Regions from separate parts of the Homo sapiens genome. Here region 2 is linked to region 1. The links are chromatin contacts, found by Hi-C in ENCODE. All regions are on one chromosome and are shown on one strand. The core of a region is the stretch at or near the end of the contact, and the rest is flanking DNA. Distances in the headings are between cores, read along the strand shown. Region 1 holds the start of LGALS9 (galectin 9). Region 2 has its middle 75 kb from the start of MIR4522.

The links. Hi-C counts contacts between places; a loop is a spot of excess contacts on that map. Pooled maps may share reads with other maps.
Region 2: a map of Caco-2 shows a loop between it and region 1 (5-fold over the local background). The contact joins the enhancer-like site here to the promoter of LGALS9 in region 1. A Hi-C loop is called at or near these places in 1 of 168 maps with a recorded cell type or tissue (Caco-2), 1 of 37 single-sample maps with no recorded cell type and 3 of 50 pooled maps.

Annotation. Positions count from the first base shown.
Region 1 is chr17:27,629,719-27,632,694 of GRCh38, forward strand. It overlaps LGALS9 (galectin 9), which reads left to right and starts at 1,470. Exons shown (of 11, transcript NM_009587.3): 1 at 1,470-1,586. The coding sequence starts at 1,548. RefSeq lists enhancers at 1,095-1,912, 1,380-1,499.
Region 2 is chr17:27,217,575-27,220,589 of GRCh38, forward strand. No RefSeq gene overlaps it. Among named protein-coding and RNA genes, the nearest start is that of MIR4522, 75 kb to the right of the region's middle. RefSeq lists enhancers at 107-456, 1,545-1,594. Within about 2 kb of position 1,662, at least 4 of the 41 ENCODE cell types and tissues checked have a DNase peak (open chromatin) inside an H3K27ac peak, as active enhancers do.

The sequences.
Region 1 (2,976 bases), core at 220-2,719:
CCTGGGGTCAAGTGAGCCTCCCACCTCAGCCTCCCATGTAGCTGAGACCACAGGTGTGCACCACCACACCTGGCTAATTTGTTTGTTAAATTATATGTAGGGACAGGGTCTTCCAACCTTTCCCGAGCTGGTCTCAAGCTCCTGGGCTGAAGTGATCCTCCTGCCTCAGCCTCTCAAAGTGCTGGTATTATAGGCATAAGCCACCACGCCCTGCCCATTTTTCTAAGTTGGATTATTTTACACTCCAGTCTGCTGTGAATGAGAGTTCCAGTTGTTGCGTATCGCAATCAATTTGTGATTGCCTACAAATGATGTGCCGTGATGAAATTGTCCCTGGTGTCCGAGAGGATCGCAAAGAATTTCCCTTCCTTTCTCTCCTTTCTGCTCCCCTTGTACTGTCTACTCCTTAAACTGGTACTTGATCCAGGAACATAATGGGGATGGACAGTGCAGATGGCACACATGGCCTCAGTCTATTGGAGCATCTCAAAGGAATTAGTCTGCAAATTCTAGTGCATCTAGGTGGAGCACAGGAAGGAAGAGAGGTGCAGACTCACGTATGGCCCTGGGGCACCTGCCATCCTCTCGCACCCGTACAGCCCTTACCTGCCAGCACTTACCCTACCCAGCTTGAGTTCTGGGCCTTCTCACCAGCACATCGCTGGGACCTGGTCGACTTCAGGTAAGTTTATTTCATGGCTCCCTCCCCCACGACCTGCACATGCCATATGTTCCTTCCCAGCCCCATGTCACTTGAAATGTTCTATCATGTCCAAGACTTCTCTCCTCATCCTAAAGTGCAGAAAATAAGGATGGAGAAGAGAAGGAGAAGAGAATCAAGAGAGATTCATTGAGAGGGAGGATCAGAAGCTCCTGGGCACCCCATACTGTAGAATAAAAATATTCATTATGGTGTTTTTCTTGCAAAATATTCCCCTCTACATAATTATGTTTTTACATGAATAATATAAATTTAAACAGGAGAAATACTTTTTGAAGAGTCTGAGAATCTTCATAAAGTTCAGGCGGCCACGAATTAGCTGTGTGACCTGGGGCATGCCCCTTAGACTCTGAGCCTCAGCTTCTCTGTATGTAAAATGGGTTGAAGCCGCCCTTCCCCACAAGCACCCTGTGCACAGGCAATGCCCAGCCCCATTATTTTCTGGACTCCGTGGCCAAGCATGCTTAGGACACACAGCCACATACTTCTGGGCAGTGTCATCTGGCAACTTGCTGTCATGTCAGTGTGGTCAAGCATTGTAGACCTCTATGAACCAAATATGCTTCAGGCTTGGGTTGAGCACAGGAGAGGGAGGAGGGAAAGGTCACTGGGGCTGGGAGTGCCTACTTCCCTCTGTGAGTGTCACCCCAGTCCACCCAGTACCATACCTTTCTCTCTCTGGACCCACTTCCTTTTGCTGCCGGCTCCTCCCCATTGAATAACAGCCAAGTTGCTTTGGTTTCTATTTCTTTGTTAAGTCGTTCCCTCTACAAAGGACTTCCTAGTGGGTGTGAAAGGCAGCGGTGGCCACAGAGGCGGCGGAGAGATGGCCTTCAGCGGTTCCCAGGCTCCCTACCTGAGTCCAGTGAGTTCCAGGGCTATGGGCACAGGGCTGCCTCAGCCAGAGGGACACAGCTCTGGGGCTCTGAGGAAGCAACTCCTGGGTGGCAGGGGATGGGGGTGGGGGCATCCCAAAGAGAACACAAGCAGGGCAGAAATATCAGAGGAGGTCATCCTGGCACACCTGTGCCGTGCTGAGCTCACTCATGCCTGGAGGGATGCTCCTTCCCACGAGTCATGGCTTTGACAGTGTTGACTGAGCTGTCCTGTCCTGTCCTGTCCTGTGTGCTCAGGGGAAGACATGTAGAGCGGGGTGGTTCATGTAAAGAGGAAGCAAGCACGCTTCTGGGACAGTAAGGACGCTACCCGGCATGGTAGTTAAGGGTGCTTACTGTGAAGGTGGCCTCCCTGGGTCCAGCTATTTACTGGCTGGTGGTCTCTGGGCCTCAGTTTCCATATCTGTGAAGTGGGAATAATACTTGAGCCCCCCACTCCCAGGGTTGGGATATGGATTAAGGAAGTAGTGTATCTAGTGTGTTTGAACAGTGCCTGACACACTGTAGGTGCTTTGGGAGTGTTTCATGTTATTGGGTGTCTGAGGGCAGCAGGGAAGACCTCCCGAGGAGGTGTCTGTGCTCTGAAGGTTGGGCATGGGCATGTTCAGGGCATCTGTGGAGGGGCAGTCTCAGAGGTGAGAGGGGGGTGAGGACTGTCCCTGCAGCGTGGGGTCAGAGGGCGGCAGGTGCCTTGCTGAAACCCTGTGAGGTTTATGAGTCCCCTTCATACACGGAAAATCTGAGGCTCAGGGAGGCAGAGGCCAGTTGCCAAATGCCTCCAGATGGGAGTGGCAGCCCCAGGAGCCCAGGAGACTTCAGGGGTCACTGTGTCCTGGGCCGGCTCCTGTCATAGGATCTCACCCCGCCTTGGCAAAGAGCTTCCCGAGGGGCTGGAGAGGGTGGGCTGATGGGTCCTTCCTGGGTGGGGAGGCAGGGTGGGGAGGGTGGGCAGAGGCAGGGTACTGAGGGAGGGAAGCTGCCATGGCCCACCTCAGCAGAGGCCAGGGTCGGGCTTGAGTGCCCCCTGGTGACACTGAGTCCAGAATGAGGCTGCCTACGTTCTGGTCTGCAGAGCTCGGCTCTGCTTTCTAAACTCCAGAGAGAAAGAATGGGGAAAGGAGGCCTGTTTCCTCCTGGCTGTCACCAATGACACCTCAGCCACCCTGTGGAGGCCCCTGAGGTAGGACCTGCACAGAGGGGGCTGGGGGAAGCTGGAACAGGCCGCTGGTGGGGGCCTTAGGGTCAGCAGGTGCTGCCTTGGGCATGTCACCCTGTCTCTGGTTTTCTGTCAAAGAGGGGATCCCAGAGCTTCTTCCAGGTTCTGACATATTATTATTCTGGTGACTGGTTTTTACTTTC
Region 2 (3,015 bases), core at 412-2,911, 410 kb before region 1:
TCTAACTTTCCATTCATCTTTGCCTCACACCACACATTTATTCCAAATATAAAGTCTAGGGTGACAGCATCTGATTGGCCAGCCCTTCATTTGCCTTTGTGCTAACTAAAAGCGTGTTGGGGAAGAGGTTAGTCTCTAGACCTTCCTACTTCCCTAGAGGGAGGCGTAGCTTGCTGTGACTGACGCAGTGGGAATTTCCCCCAGATAGAGGGAAGGCATAGATGCTAGGCTGCCACAAACATTGACAAATGTCCACCACAACAGGTGTGCATTAACTCAGGCCTACCACAATCCCTGAATTGCAATTTATGTCACATTTTAGTCCCCTTGCTGATACTAGAGAAACCCCAGAAGCATGATTACAAGTCATCATTTAGCATAGTTTAAGCACGTGATTCATTTTCATTTTTATTTTAGAAGGTGGCATTTTCTGACCCACCTTGGAGATGCGCCCTTTGAGGAGCCTGCAGCCTCCTGCACCTGAAGAAAGTGGCCCACTCATGAAAACGCCCAGGCTCCCAGTTGGGGAGAACCATCTCCACCAGAGGGGGATCCAGATCCAGTGGAGAAGAATTTTTTTTATTGTTTTTAGATAAACTGTCTTCAAATAGTGCAGCACGGGCACTTCCTGCCTCGATGGAAATTCAGCACACTTCCTGCTGCTCACCTGCCCCATCTGTGTTTATCTTCTGCCTCAATCATGTGAAGGCCAAATGGGTGGCATGAGTGCAACTGGGCCAGCTGTGGCTGGGGGCAGCAACAGCTCCATGTTTTGAGGCCAGATGGAGGCTGCTTTGGTCTAGGAGGTGGAGGGGAGCCAGTGGCTGCTTCAGGCCTCCCTGTGTGGAGTGCTTGGAGCTGGAAGTAGAAGCAGGGCCCAACTGGGGGCTCCATTGGATGAAGCACACCATCCCATCCAAAAGCCTGCTCCCAATGTCCTCACTGAGCTCTCTTTGTTTCTTTCTGTTTCTTCTATATGTATACATATCAAATATGTGTGTGTGTGTGTGTCTATGTATGTGTGTGAAACAGAAAGAAGCAAAGAGTCCTTTGCACTTTATCAAAGGTACTCTACTAATTCCTTTACACTTTTATCAAAGATATTCACTTGTCAGGGACACTAGAGCAGTGTCCAGGCTGCATGTAACATCAGCTGGGAAGCTTTTATAAATTAAAACAACTATAAAATAGTTGCAGGCATTTTCAAGTTTTTATTAAGCCTCATAAAAACTTGAAAATGTCTATAAGACACCTACACTACAGGTCTCCATGGCTCTCTGCAAAACATGACCAAGCTCAAAAAGACACACAAGGTTAGAAGACACCACAGATTTGGCAACAGCCCATGATCCTTGGGTTTATCTCCCCTCAGAGTGGCTCCTTAAAGTGACACTGGCACTTTTCTGAAACGCTTTCCTGCAGGTTCTTGAGCACACTCTAATGGAAGCTCTCTCTCAGAATTATGCACATGAGAGTGTCATTGTAGAATGCTTTTTAGCATATCCACCACAGGTATAATGAAACACAGGCTACATACTGATAAAATGGAAGGACCAAATGAAACAAGCCTATTCATACACATTTCTGTGTCTCTTTGCATCTGTGGTTTTCAGACTTTAGTGTGCATCAGAATCGCCCAGAGGACTTGTTAAAACACAGATTGCTAGGCCGCACCCCAGAGTTTCAGATTCAGTAGGTCTGAGATGAGGCCCCAGGAGCTGCAGCAAGTAAAACGGGCAGCAACAGCTACTGCGTCACCTGAGGCCCATTTGCGACAGTCTCTGCTCTGTGTGATAAAAAAGATCACATTTTCCTTTCCTCTAGGTCTGATGTGAGGCTGGCTTGTTTTACATTGGGCATCTCTGAGAAAGTATCAGGAAAAAGGCAGACAAAGCAGAAGTGCCTGAAATGATATTTATTAATTTGGATTCTGAGTAGCTAAATTGAAACTTGATTGTGCCCTTACCCCTAGCTCCTCCTGGGCCTGGAGCAAGGACAGGCTACGTCTGAGGCAGCAGGCATTGGAAGGAGTAGGATCGGGTTAGGGCTAGTTTTAGGGCAAATGAGGTACCTCCATCCTTACCGTCCAGCTATGTAGTAACAAATTAGCCTCTTCTAGATGGTCTGAAGTCTATTATATAAAGTTTGGCTTGTATAAGTGTTTCTAAAAGTGTTTTAACATGAAAAATTTTAAACACATGGAAACTTACGAAGAATAGTACAATGAACACCTATATATACCCAGGAACAAAATTCAATTATTATTAAAATTTTGCTTCTTGTTTCTTGGCTCACTACAACCTCTGCATCCCAGGTTCAAGTGATTCTTGTGCCTCGAGCCTCCCGAATAGCTGAGATCATGGGCATGCACCACCACAACCCTGCTAATTTTTGTAATTTTTTAATAGAGACAGGGTTTCTCCATGTTGGCTAAGCTGGTCTCAAACCCCTGGCCTCAAATGATCCACCCACCTCAGCCTCCCAAAGTGCTGGGGTTACAGGCGTGAGCCACTGCGCCTGGCCCATTTGTTTCATTTATATATATGATCTATATTTTTTGCTGACATCATCTCCAAAAAAGTAAGGACATCTGCACAGTCACAATGTCATTATCACCTAAACATTAACAGTATTCCCCAATATTGCCTTATATCATCTCTTCCTTTTATCCCCAAAATGTTTTATGGATATTGTTTCTTTGAGTCACACACAGAACCTAGGCAAGGTCAGGGCCAGGGTGATATGGGTTAAAAGGACTCCAGAAAACTCAGTAATCAAGAGTAATAATATTGTAATGCAATATTTCAAAAAGTCCAATTGGCTAACTACAGCCCATAGGCCAGCTGCGTGTTTTTGCAGGAAAAGTTTTATGGGGCTGGGATTAGCATGAGATAAGTGAGGCAGGGTTGTACAAATGTAGGCTCTCTTTTTTTTTTTTTTTTTTTTGGAAACAGAGTGTCACTTTATTGCCCAGGCTGAAGTGCAGTGGCATGATCTCAGCTCACTGCAATCTCC